Linked DNA regions of Homo sapiens: regions 1, 2 and 4 are each linked to region 3. Evidence: chromatin contacts called from ENCODE Hi-C or POLR2A ChIA-PET data. All regions are on one chromosome and are shown on one strand. Each heading gives the region's core, a stretch centred on a gene start or an enhancer-like site at or near the end of the contact. The rest is flanking DNA. Distances are from core to core; before and after follow the strand shown. Region 1 has its middle 52 kb from the start of LINC02698. Region 2 overlaps CADM1 (cell adhesion molecule 1). Region 3 holds the start of CADM1 (cell adhesion molecule 1). Region 4 holds the start of CADM1-AS1 (CADM1 antisense RNA 1).

Region 1 (2,994 bases), core at 374-2,873, 100 kb after region 3:
CTGGAGTACAATGGTGTGATCTCAGCTCACTGCAACCTATGCCTCCTAGGTTCAAGCAATTCTCCTGCCTCAGCCTCCAAAGTAGCTGGGATTACAGGCATGTGCCATCACGCCTGGCTAATTTTTGTATTTTTAGTAGAGATAATGTTTCACCATGTTGGTCAGGCTGGTGTCGATCTCCTGACCTCCCAAAGTGCTGGGATTAGAGGTGTGAGCCACTGTGCCCAGCCACGTGACTCATCTTTAAACTTATGTTCTACCTTAGCCTTATCCTGAGTAATAATATCTGTGAAATTAAGTGTCTTATATTAGTTATATTTATATAATACAATACACATTAATATAGCTAAACGTTAACTTTAAAATGTTCACACATATACCATGTACAATTATTTCACTTACCCTCTAATATATATATATCACACTTTAGAAGTTCTGATCTGTGTTTGGTGCTGTGGGGGAATTAGAAGTGAGTCATGTGGTCCCTGACCTCAAAGGACTCCAGCACGCATCCCATCAATCTGCAGAAGGAGAGGACAGACTGCAAAAATGGGACGAGCCTCGGGGCTGGACACAAGTGGCTGGGAAACGTCCGCAGCAGGTCTCATTCCCCGGGAGGCGAGGATGAAAATTACAGGTGACACATGGGTCAATGGCCTGTCTCCTGACTCAAGACACACAAGGAAGAGACTCTTTGAAGCCTCAGGAGCAGACACTCAATTGGATAGCGCCTGGGATTTGAAGGTCTGCCATAGAGTCCGAAGAGAGGGGGAAAACACACGCAAACCACCCAATCACAGGGACCCCTGTGGCTCCTCACCCACCCTCCACCCTCCACCTTCCACTTATTCCACTCCTCTCGATTGTCAATTAAAATAAACAGCCTTGTATTCCACGGCCTGGCTTCAATCTATCTTGGCTGGGAGGATACGCACAGATTTGTGGCAGTGCCTGAAAGTCCTTGCTCAACCTTTTTAATATCTGAACAAAGCAATCAAACCCGATAAGATCTAGCGAAGGCAAGATCAATCTTCTGTCCCCGGGATGGAAGCTTATTAGTCTGTGGCCCACATCATCAGAGTTATTGTGCCATGTTAAATTTATTGGTACTATCTCACCTCATTAAATACTTAAATAGACCTGACAGGACAGAAAAACGGGCTTTTTAATTTTTTTCCTCTCTCCAAAGGGAGCTGGTGTTTCCCATGTCCCAGTTCACCTCTGCTGCAGCTGTTGGCAAAGAAGTGAGAAAGCCTGGCCCTGCGCAGAAGGTTCGGGCCGGCTGCGTGGCGGCTCCCAGGGTCCTCCTGACTCTGACCTGCCTTGGGCCAGAAGTGAAGAAAGCACCTTGGAGTGTGTGTCCATGAGAAGGAGGTGAAGAAGAGGCAGAGGGCAACCATGGCATTTATTCTCTTTGCCAAGTTACCCAAATCTGTGTGACTTTTTACATTTTCTAAGAGAAACCTCATCAGTCATTTAGCCAGGACAATTGCCAGAAATAAAGGTCGGGCTCACTGAGGAGAGAGGAAATAGGGAGTGTGTAGGGGAGTGTGGAAGTGGAGTGGGGGCGAGCTCACAGCAGCTCCCGTCCATCCCCCAGCACTGGGGCTTGTGGTCTTTATTTAGCAGATAGCCCTGGTATCCAGGGTTGGATTCCAGCCAAGGCCAGGATTTCCCCAGATTCTGAGCTAGAGAACTTGGCAGGCTGGTGAAGCCTTGCAGAGAGCCACTAGCCTGAAGGTTTCAAACAAATTACAAATGATGAGAGGTGGGAGTCAAAGAACGCGGATGTTGCTTGGTCCTATTTCTTTCCCCAGACCCCCTCATGACCATCCCCCAATTTTGTGTGTGTGTGTGTGTGTGTGTGTGTGTGTGTGTGTGTGTGTTCAGAGGGCAGAGTGCAAATTCAGGAACTCGAGAAACTTTGCAACCTAGAAAATATTCCTTAAACAGTTTCATCAGAAGTTGATTATTTTTTTTCTCATTTATCAAGCCAATTTTCTTCTCAGCCAAGGTGATTTGGGACACAGCCTCCCTGCATCCCCTTCCTCTCCTTATATCTCTACCTGCAGAGAAGGTCTCTTTTCTCCAGCTGTTTCCCTCTCCCAGCCGAGGTCCTCGTTTGCACCTTGTTAATAAGGTGGGCAAAGGGCCAGGAAGCAGCTCTTGGGTGCCTTCCGTTCCTAATGTCCTAAATGGCCATGACACTGTGCTTAATTTCCGTCTTAGTGCAATGGCTGGCGGGACATCAGCGGGCTGAGACCCGGGTCCTGTGACAGTATCTTCAACCGTGGCCATCAGCCTCCCTGTAATTAGAAGCCACGTGGAGCCCGCTGTCCTGCAGTGCCAGAGCTCCGTGGACTTATGTAACTGTCCCCCTGTTCAGAGCACAGGCTCTTTACAAGCTCTGAGTCTCCCAGCGTTAAAACAGCTATAATCCTTTGCCCACCCTGGGAGGGAAAGCAGGCCATGACCAGATGGGTTATCTATGTGATCAGCTTAGAATAGTGTGGGGCACGTAAAACCCTGCGCTTGTGCAGAAAACCTAGATGGTTGACATTTACCAACTGGGGAGCGTCACTCTTTATCTTTTTTGGAGTGTTCCATAGTAGACTTAGGGAAGTGAGACGGTCAGAAGCCCTGGGTGGGGACTTCTGTTGCTTTCAGTGCACATCAAAAAATGTTAAGTAGGGAGCAAAATGGAATGTTAAGCATTGTGGTTGAGCTATGTTGGTAATGAAAGACTGCCAATCATGACAAGGGTTTTGGGAGAATTGGAAGTCTGCCTGAACATGTGGATATAAAGACCCAGTTTGGTTTGAACCAAAGGGGGGTTTGGATGGTGGGTGGGGGAGGGTGGAGGAGGTGATTAATTACTGCCTGGGTGGCAGTATTTCTTCATTTAGAAGTTGCAGCCTCAATTATCTTTAATTACTTCCCTGGTGGCCTTAAATCCAGGGTGAATCCAGAATGGGGGTCAGCTGCTGGGGTATG
Region 2 (2,771 bases), core at 133-2,632, 83 kb before region 3:
CCCTAGAAGCAGGCATATTTCTTAAGCTCCTTTTCTCCTTAAGCTCCTCTGAAACATACCACTGGTTAAGAACCAATGACTTAGAATTTAGAACAATGTGTATAGTGTAACAAGGAAAGACGTGTCCACACAGGAGATCACCACACAAGCAAGGGGACAAGTTATAGCAGAAAACTTGGAATTGACTTGCTCCTGATCATTGTGAACTTCCTCCTGCTCCTCAGCTGGTTAAAAGCTGTCAGCCAAAGCTGGCATCCCGGGGTGTCACAGGTGTATTGATAATTGACTCAGTCTGTTTTGTTTACAATTTTCTGCCCAACAAATTGCATGTTTCTGCAGATGTCTAACAAATTCAGGACATTTAATTCCTCAGCTGCCACCATCCTGCTGTTTCCACCCTCCTCATCCATTGGTTACGATGGTGTCCAAAGACACATTCACCAGCATTAGAAAAGGTCATTAAAAAGCTCTTACAACCATCTGTACCCAGATGGACAGGTCTCCAGCCAAAACAGGAGAGGTTCCTACTCAAAGAGGCCCAGAGGACCTGACTACATGCAGTGCCGCAGTTGGTTTTTTAATTATTGTTTGTGGGTCCTGAATTATTTACATTTGAGCTGTAAATCTTAATGACCCATGCCGTGATCTTCTTGGCTTACTGATGATGAACAAAGCCAAGGCTGTTTCGTTCTCCTGATTCAATGCTGCTGTAGGATGAGGGCCAAAGAAAAGTGCATCTTCCTAAATCGTCTTACACTGGTTCTTGGAACAAATCATTCTTGCTTGGATCCTTGGCTAGGTCATTTGCCATACACTTACCAGTTAATTCCCTACTGCTTTCATACTCTATCATCCAGTGGAGCATTTTCTATGCAAATGACTCACTTGTGCAGGGATGTTTTTTAATGCCTTTTTCCTTGACCTTTGCATTGCATACAGAAAAAATTTAACTTAATGTTAAAACAAACTGCAATTATTTTCTACAGTGGGTCTATAACATGTTGCACATTATTCAATTTGGTGGCACCAGCTTTCAGAACAAAGGGTTTGAAGACCAGAATGCGCCCTGGCAAAGTTTGGCAAGATCTTTGAAACTAAAACCAAAAGCACAGAAACAGAGAGTCAAACGGCCTTGCTAAAACAATCTTGCCCAGAGAAATCAAAGCAAGCCAGTGTTTCAGCTAACCTTAACCAAATGAATGAGGGAAGAAATGATTCTTTTGCTTACAACTACTTGACAAGTGGGAGATGTCTCTCTTAACTACTGACCTTCAAAGCACTAGGAAAAATGAATTCTGAATTCTCGACCTGTCGCATCTCAACACAGCAGCTCAGCCACACCTTTTCACAGTAGCTGCAGTGCTTCACTACACTATTTCTGCCTGCCCTTCAGAACTCAAAGCAGACGCGCTCACCAGCGGTGCCAAACTGTTAGACTCATCAAGTTTATGAACACTGCATACAAAATGCAAACATTTTCTTCCATTTGGGCAAACATTGGCACAGGAAACTTTCTTTCCAATGTTAACAGCAGGGAGCTTAAATAAAAGTTCAGTTTCTAGAAGGGTGGGGGAGAGAAAAAGCTAATTCTAAAAATATGTCATCAGCAGCATGCCATTGCCAGAGAAAATTGTACATGTTTCTCTCAAGCACAGTTCACTCAAATGAACTTGACAGCTTTGGAGATCACTTAAAAGAAAGGAAATTTGTTGCATGAGGCCTGCCAGATATAAAAGGGATCACGTCTCAACAGATAAGACTTGATAGATTCCCATCTTAAATATTTCGGTACGATGATTACATAAACTCAAAATTAGGGCTTTGTCACAGATCCGCACACAGGCTTATGCCCTAAGGGTATGCTTCCAGCCCATTCATGGGACTTGTCCTTGAATCTAGCAATTAACTTTAAAATCTTGCTACTGTCATCAGGTCCCCAGAAAATAAATTAAAGGACATCTGAGCAAACAAGTAAAATTACGCAGCTGAACTTAAAATCAGCAGCTTGCTTCTTGTCCACAGGTGTGTCCAGGCAAGATAAACGAGTTTAACTGGGTTACAAATTACAGGTGTCAGTGCCTTCTCTCAAATCCACCAAATGCTGGAAAATGCCGCTCTCAGACAGACTATTTCCTAAAAGGGGACTATTCAGGATAGTTTTCCATTTAAACATAATACTCAAGTTGCTGAAAAAATACTGTAAAAATCAGGTGTGAATATGTTCGTTTGACCCGAAGCTGCAGCTCTCAAACATCTGATTAAAAGGAAAAACAGGCAGGCATTACAACTCCCCAGAAAGCCACAAAAATAAAAGGCTCCATCTTCAAGAAGATGATCTCCAATTACAACACTATGCTGGTTTGAAGAAATGCCTGATGCAGCGGTGAGCTGTAACATACCAATCAGAAAGCTTTCCCATCTCAACAGGGACAACATGGCCACTAAACTACCAAGTCAGTTGTAGAAGCTGAACACATCTATTTGTTATCTCATCCTCTTAGCCATAACCTACATTTCTGGATCCTGGTCTAAATTGAATAGACCCTTTTACAAGTGCAACTCTTTGGAACAGCACAGATAGTTCGCTGTGCCCTTTGAAAACATAAGAGAAAAACTATAAGCTGATCTTTAACATTAAATATTTAATGTGTTTTTAACACATCAGTCCTTTCGATTTAATTCTAGACTTGATGCACCTGTCAGGAAACTGACTGCTATGATTTTATTGAAACTGTACATTTTTCTGACACTCAGAAACGGAAGATTTTCAA
Region 3 (3,062 bases), core at 401-2,900:
CCCCACACATCCCCCGTCTCCTACAGCGTGTCTCCTGCGGTGTTTACATAACTGTGTGTCCTCTAGCGTGTAAACAAAAGGCACAGCCCAAGCGGAGAGGCGCCCCTGAAGCAGCACCGTGGCCCCAACGCTGTGCCCGCCCGGGCCTGGGGCTCCGCAGGTGGGGGCTGAGCTCTCGGCGTCCTCCGCCACTTGTTGCTCCCGGGTCCTGCAGCTCTGGAGCTGCAAGGAGGGGCTTTGCAGGCTCAGAGCCCTGCTGCATCCCCTCCTGCATCGCCGCTCGCACCCCGCGGCCCCGTGCCACTCGGTCCCGGCGCCCGCCTGGAGCCTGCAGCAGGGGCCAGAGGACGCCGCGCGGCTGCCAAGCGCGGCGAGGTGGCGGGAAGGGAGGCTGGGTGCAGCACAGCCGGCCTCTCCGCTGAGGAAGAGCTCCGGCTCCCTTTTGTTAGCAAAAGCAAACACTGCCCTCTTCTTTCCCGACCGCGCCAACGCGCCCGGCACACGGGCAGCCACACATCGGGCTCCAGCCGAGTGCTCGGTGTCTTCAGGGAAGGCACCGGGCGTGCAGAGCCGCCCCTGGGCAAATTCCCAAGACTGCTCTTCACGCAGGGAGCGCGCGGAGGCCCGCAGGGTGCCCGCCTGGCCGCAGAGGCCGCGACGCCCCCTCCGCCACCCTCGGGCCGCCGAAAGAACGGGCAGCCGGGAAATCCCGTGTCCCCACTCGTGGCAGAGGACGCTGTGGGGCGGGCGGGCTGCGGGCTCCCGGCGCCTTCCCGCAGAGGCGGCGACAGCGGCCGCCCCCCCCGCGGGGCCGGGCCGGGGAACTTTCCCCGCCTGGAGCCGGGCCAAAAAGACCCGCAGCAGAGCCGAGGGGGCGGAGGGCTGCGAACGGCCGGAGGGAAACACGAGAGGCGTGCAGTTTGGGGACAGGGGAGAAAGGCAGAGCGCGTTGGGGGAAGGGGCAGGGGAGATCAGACAAGTCTGGGGATGTCCTGGGGACCGGGGAGAAATCACGCCGCGGGCGGCTGGGAGTCAGCCACCAGGAGGCTTCGGGGATGGAGAACTGGGGGGGCCCTCTGGAGAGGTGGGGGCGAATGGACAGCCCTGGGAGGTGGGAGGACCTGCAAGTTACGGGGAGAACGGCGAGTTTAGAAGGGTCCGGAAGGGTTGAGGTTGTCTTTGAACCATCCCCTTCCCCCATGCTTTACAGCCCCCGGGCCCCCCATTCTCACTCCACTCTGCACCCCGCGCCAAGCCGGGGAGAGAAGGTGTGGGTGCAGCCATCCCTGGGGACTCTCATTCACACTTAGCCGGGCAGGGGAGAAGGGGCTCACAGATGCCCTCAGCCCCTTCCCTCTCAGCCCTGAGTTTCCTCTCCACACTCCCTCCGCTTCGGATGTAGGAAGTGGGGGGAGGTTGTCATGGAAACGTTTCCCCCCTCTGTGGCCAAGGCTACTGGGGTGCCTTCGGAGATTTAGGGGCCAACCGGTCGGTGCCCACACCTACCTGTGGGGATCAGTGCCGCGGCGGAGAAGAGCAACAGCAGAAGCCGGAGCCGGAGCCCGGGAGGCGCCGCCGCCGCCGCTGCCGCCGCACACTGGGATCCGCTCGGCAGCACTACACTCGCCATGTCGGGCACCTGCCTCAGACTGGCGGCGTTGGCTGCCTCCGGAGCCCGAGCGGACAGCTAATGAGATGCTAATGACATGCGCTGGAGGCGGAGTCCGGGCAGACCAATCACAGCGCCGCGAGCCCAACCCGGCTCTCGGAGGGCCTCGCTCCCTCCCCCACCCCGCCCCCTGGCGCTGGCGTTCGGCGGCGCGCCCGCGCCACCTAGGGGCGGGGCCAAGGGGAGGGGCGTATGCAAATATGTTTATGTTAAAATTCGGGTTTTGCTTTCCCCGGATCAAGGAAAAAGTGTTCTCCCGGGCGCCTGGCGTGCAAGGACTCGGGCTCCAGGGGGCGGGTCTAGCTTCTTGTACACCTTTATTAGGAATGTTTATAGCAATCGCTGTATCAGACCGACGACTGGAGAATCTCCCTTAAGAGGGTCCTCTGTCCCGCACACCGAGTGCATCTGGCCTAGCGAACCAGACGTTGCAAATTTCCGTCACTCACCTTGCACCGAAGGAATAGATCTTTGGGAACGGGGGCTGTGCGGGAGTGGAGAGTAAGAAGGCAGGTCCCCGGATTGACAAAACAATCTGGGAGAAGTGCATGCGTGCTTTGCACGTCCGGCGGAGCGGGAGAGCCCGCTCAACAGCCTAGCGGTAGACTCGGGGATAGTTGGAGAAGGCAGCCGTAGAGTCGGGTTCTGAGATTTTCCAGTCGGTCTTTTTGCGGCAGAATCTCGGGAAAGGTAGATCGAGGAGGGTATGCTCAGGCTCCTCCGCTTGTCGAGGGTCTCCTCCCTGGTTTTAATATATAGGTGTGTGTTGAATATATGTGTGAAATATTTGTAATATTAGATATTTAAGATTACACAACAACGGAAAAAATTAGTCAAGGCTTCAGGTGAAGAGCGGGGGTGGTGGGAGTTGGGGAGAGGGAGTGTGGTGAAGGCAGGGTCTGCCGTGTTCCTCCTTCGGGGCTCAAACCCTCTCACTCCTCCTCTGCGCCCCCAGCCCTTCCTAAGGAAGCTGGGGACCAACAGGTGCTCCGAGCTTCCCCTGTCTCTGGGAGAGCCTCTCCTGCTAAAGCGACTTGCATCTCCGGACTCACTCTCCCTCCCCGAAATTCTCTTTGCTTTCTTTTCAGCCAGGCAGCCGGCTCTCTTGTTTGTCTGCTTTTTAATTACTTATTTTCTTCCCCTCTAGAAGATCGTGTGCGCTCTGACCCTCTGTTGCTCAAGCATCAAATTGAAGGACGAGCCATATTAAGTGTAAAGGTTTATAATAATTTAAGTATTCATAGAATGCAGAACAATAAGATGTAGGAAATACAATTTGCATAATAAATATCAATATCACAACAGCTAAAACAAACCATGACAAATTATCTGTGGCTAAATGACCAAGAGATTACTGAATGTAAATTGCTAAGTCTGAGCTATAGTCTAGAAG
Region 4 (3,079 bases), core at 574-3,073, 110 kb before region 3:
TCAGAGATTGATTACTTTTATAGCATGTTCTTATACAGAGGAAATGAGACTTGGCATAAAGTAGGAAGGGGCACAACAGATTTATAAAAATCAAATACACGTGTGATATTTAGACTTGCCTTTGATAGTTCAATTTTCAGCTATTCATATATAGAAAGCAGAAAGCAAACTTGTCTGTATATTAGAATCACTTAAAGATATTTTTTAAATGCCAAAGCCCAAACCACACCCCCAAACAATTAGATCACAATCTTTGGGGGTGACAGCAGGCATTCAGGATTTCTTGATGCTCTCCAAGTTTGGGAATCATTGACGTAAAGTACAGAAAACAAACAAATTCTTCTACCTTCTTTCAGATTTCTCATTGGGATTATCCCAGAGAACTGAAGGGGGAGAAAAAGATAAAGGGAAAAGGAAAGAGTTGGGAAAAAATTACTAAACCAATGCATTAATCTACATCTGCTTTTTAAAGCAAATCATTTACACACATACTCACTGCTGTTTCTGAAGCTGGCTCAACAAAATGCTGAAAAAAAATCATTATAGAGGTACATGGCATATTATGCTGACATGAGTTTCTACAGCAGAGCCCCAGTCCTTTAAGAAGGATTTGGGTGAGAGAGCAGAAGACAGATTATTCTCATAAACACAAAAAAAGGTATGCAGATTCCAAGGTGACTACCACAGCTTTCTAGTGACAAATCGCCAGCAATCGGAGATGTTTGAAATGTGAACTTGCTTAACCTTGCCTACTTTAATGGTTTATTTTAATAAGGGGAAGGATATTAAAACTCTCTATTAAGTTCAAACATGGAAGAAGAGGGCAAGAAAAAAATCCTAAACCCTGTAATTCCAACTTTTTTTAAAAAAGACTCACTGTAGCTAATTTCCTAATTTTACATATTATTTAAACATAGTCCAAAAGATTTTAGTTGCTACATAGCATTTTATTCTCCTTCTGTCCCGTATTTCTTTTTTAAAGAAATGATTTAAGGTACATGCATTCCATTTGTACCATTGGTTCATGACATTCAAAGAGTTCATCATGCACACAGGATCACCTGTGTACTTAGCTTAACTCTGTAGAAATCTCTCATCCCTAGGAAAGAACCTAGATTATTTTTATGCCATCCAAATGGGAGACTGTCCCAGATACCAGATGATGAAGGGGCCCCTGAGGGACCATAATGCTAACGTGCTATGAGCACTACAAAATTTGACTTCAAAGATGCCTCTCAGTTTGGCAGGGCCTCCACATATGTCTGTGAATAATAAAGATGTGGTTGTCATTGGTGGTGGAAGCAAAGGGCGCGTGTCCTTGTGAATGTGACCACATTAGATTTAAGATAGAAGAAAGTCCTTTACAAGAAAACCAGAAAAAATGGTGTATCAATTTATGTGCTACAGACATGGTTGTGCTTCATTACTGTAGCATAGGATTAAAAACATAAATCTTGACCACTCTTCAGAGAGCCAGGGTTGAGCTACATAACATTTTTTCCTTAGTGCTGGCTTTTTGGCATTTTGGTCATTTCAACAATATTCGTTGGCCAACCTTCAACAAGTCACCACTTAACTAACTTTATTTATTTATTTATTTTTAGGAGCACATAAAGGTGAAGGGAATACTTCTTTTCCAAAACAGATATGCTGGAGATTAACTTTAGAGTTGTTCTATTTCATCCTAAATTTTCCACTGCTTCTGTCCTGCAGTGAAGTCACAATACATCTGTGACAGAATAACTCCCATGGCAACAGGCTGACATCATAAACACCAGATTAAGACTTGGCTGCAAAGCCAAAGGAGATGATGGGCTGGGAAGGAAGAGGCTATAATTCAAACAAATCTCTGCCATAATAGCTATGGGAATACTAAACATTACTGGCCAAGTAAATTGCTTTCTGTATAAGCGTTCTCTTTTTTTTTTTTGAAGTTTGCCCCAGTGTGAAAGTCTCTCTGTAAGTCAAAACCTTAGCATTATTTTAATGTACTGTGCTGTATTTAATAATCTTATGCTTCAGACATTAGTCTGTTACCATGGGAATGACAGCAGCATAAATACAGGATTATGGCTATCAAGCAGGAGAAAAGAAATTATGAATAAGCCTCGTTATGTTCAATAATTAGCAGCTACATGGAAAAAAACAAAACCATGAATTTAGGTTGATGCATTTATCTCAGTGTTTGAATACAACTCTGAGTGTGTTATTGCTTTAAAATGAGATTCTAACAAACTGCCAAAAACTTCTTGACTAGCAGTTGTTACTCAGTGCTATAATTTAAAAATTCATCCTGTCCATCTCTTTTTTCTCCTATTTATATTCTTCCCCAGCAGAAGATTGGTAACTAATGGGTAATACACAACATTCCAAGATAGATTCTGGTATCTTGAGCCAACATATCAGGAGAATGGTACAGAAAAACTGAACATTACCAGCCCCTCTACCTTAGCTAACTGCAAAATGAACAACTTCCAAGGACTTGCTGCTACTCTCCCACAAAATGAAAAGTCTATGTATCAAGATGTAGAATAGTACAGCTAAGCACAAGGCTCCTCCCCAGTCAAAGAGGAGCAGAGAGTGAAGATCACTATCAGTAAAAGCGCTGGCCTAGAGTTCCATCACTAAACTGATATGTAACCCAAGGCAGGTCTTCTTTCTTTGAGTTTCAGTCTCATCATCTTTGAAGTGAGAATAACAGAGCATAAAAGTCAAACTTGAACCAACACATGATCTGTATAGCTCATTTTTTTATTCTCAATGACAATAGAGACATTGTACTCTATCAGTTACGTTAATGACTAGGAAGTGTACCATACAGTTGGAACTCTTAACAGGCATGCACCCCTTTGCTAATTGTAGAACAGATTAACAAAATGGTGGATAAAAATTTTGAGACTAGCAAAGATGGTTAAAACAATACCTCCCTAAACCCAGAGACTACATCCAAATATTGAAGAAAGTACTGCAGCAATGCCACAGCATCAAGTCTTCCCTGAATATTTGGGGAAATGGGCACATCGCCATACTTTTGGCATCCTATGGAATCACTCACCCTCTCTACAAGAGTATCATTACT

Evidence for each region. A loop is a pair of places that touch in the nucleus more often than their neighbours do. ChIA-PET counts read pairs that join two places held with the same protein, here RNA polymerase II (POLR2A). Pooled maps may share reads with other maps.
Region 1: a map of heart right ventricle shows a loop between it and region 3 (2.2-fold over the local background). The contact joins the enhancer-like site here to the promoter of CADM1 in region 3. A Hi-C loop is called at or near these places in 6 of 168 maps with a recorded cell type or tissue (CD14-positive monocyte, Right ventricle myocardium inferior, heart left ventricle and 2 more) and 7 of 50 pooled maps.
Region 2: a loop to region 3 is called in a map of OCI-LY7, with 4 times the contacts of the local background. The contact joins the enhancer-like site here to the promoter of CADM1 in region 3. A Hi-C loop is called at or near these places in 2 of 168 maps with a recorded cell type or tissue (HepG2 and OCI-LY7), 2 of 37 single-sample maps with no recorded cell type and 2 of 50 pooled maps. POLR2A ChIA-PET finds 5 or more read pairs at or near these places in 4 of 52 experiments (AG04449, AG04450, Caco-2 and 1 more).
Region 4: a loop to region 3 is called in a map of dorsolateral prefrontal cortex, with 4 times the contacts of the local background. The contact joins the promoter of CADM1-AS1 here to the promoter of CADM1 in region 3. A Hi-C loop is called at or near these places in 4 of 168 maps with a recorded cell type or tissue (HepG2, OCI-LY7, dorsolateral prefrontal cortex and 1 more), 6 of 37 single-sample maps with no recorded cell type and 7 of 50 pooled maps. POLR2A ChIA-PET finds 5 or more read pairs at or near these places in 5 of 52 experiments (H1, HEK293T, HepG2 and 2 more).

What each region holds. Positions count from the first base shown.
Region 1 is chr11:115,605,413-115,608,406 of GRCh38, forward strand. No RefSeq gene overlaps it. Among named protein-coding and RNA genes, the nearest start is that of LINC02698, 52 kb to the right of the region's middle. Within about 2 kb of position 1,624, at least 2 of the 41 ENCODE cell types and tissues checked have a DNase peak (open chromatin) inside an H3K27ac peak, as active enhancers do; they include heart right ventricle, where a contact is called at or near this core.
Region 2 is chr11:115,420,114-115,422,884 of GRCh38, forward strand. All of the region lies in intron 1 of CADM1 (cell adhesion molecule 1), which reads right to left. Among named protein-coding and RNA genes, the nearest start is that of CADM1-AS1, 25 kb to the left of the region's middle. Within about 2 kb of position 1,383, at least 2 of the 41 ENCODE cell types and tissues checked have a DNase peak (open chromatin) inside an H3K27ac peak, as active enhancers do; they include OCI-LY7, where a contact is called at or near this core.
Region 3 is chr11:115,502,765-115,505,826 of GRCh38, forward strand. It overlaps CADM1 (cell adhesion molecule 1), which reads right to left and starts at 1,651. Exons shown (of 12, transcript NM_001301043.2): 1 at 1,507-1,651. The coding sequence starts at 1,630. RefSeq lists a silencer at 1,677-1,836.
Region 4 is chr11:115,394,933-115,398,011 of GRCh38, forward strand. It overlaps CADM1-AS1 (CADM1 antisense RNA 1), which reads left to right and starts at 1,824. Exons shown (of 2, transcript NR_135103.1): 1 at 1,824-1,959; 2 at 2,334-2,726. All of the region lies in intron 1 of CADM1 (cell adhesion molecule 1), which reads right to left.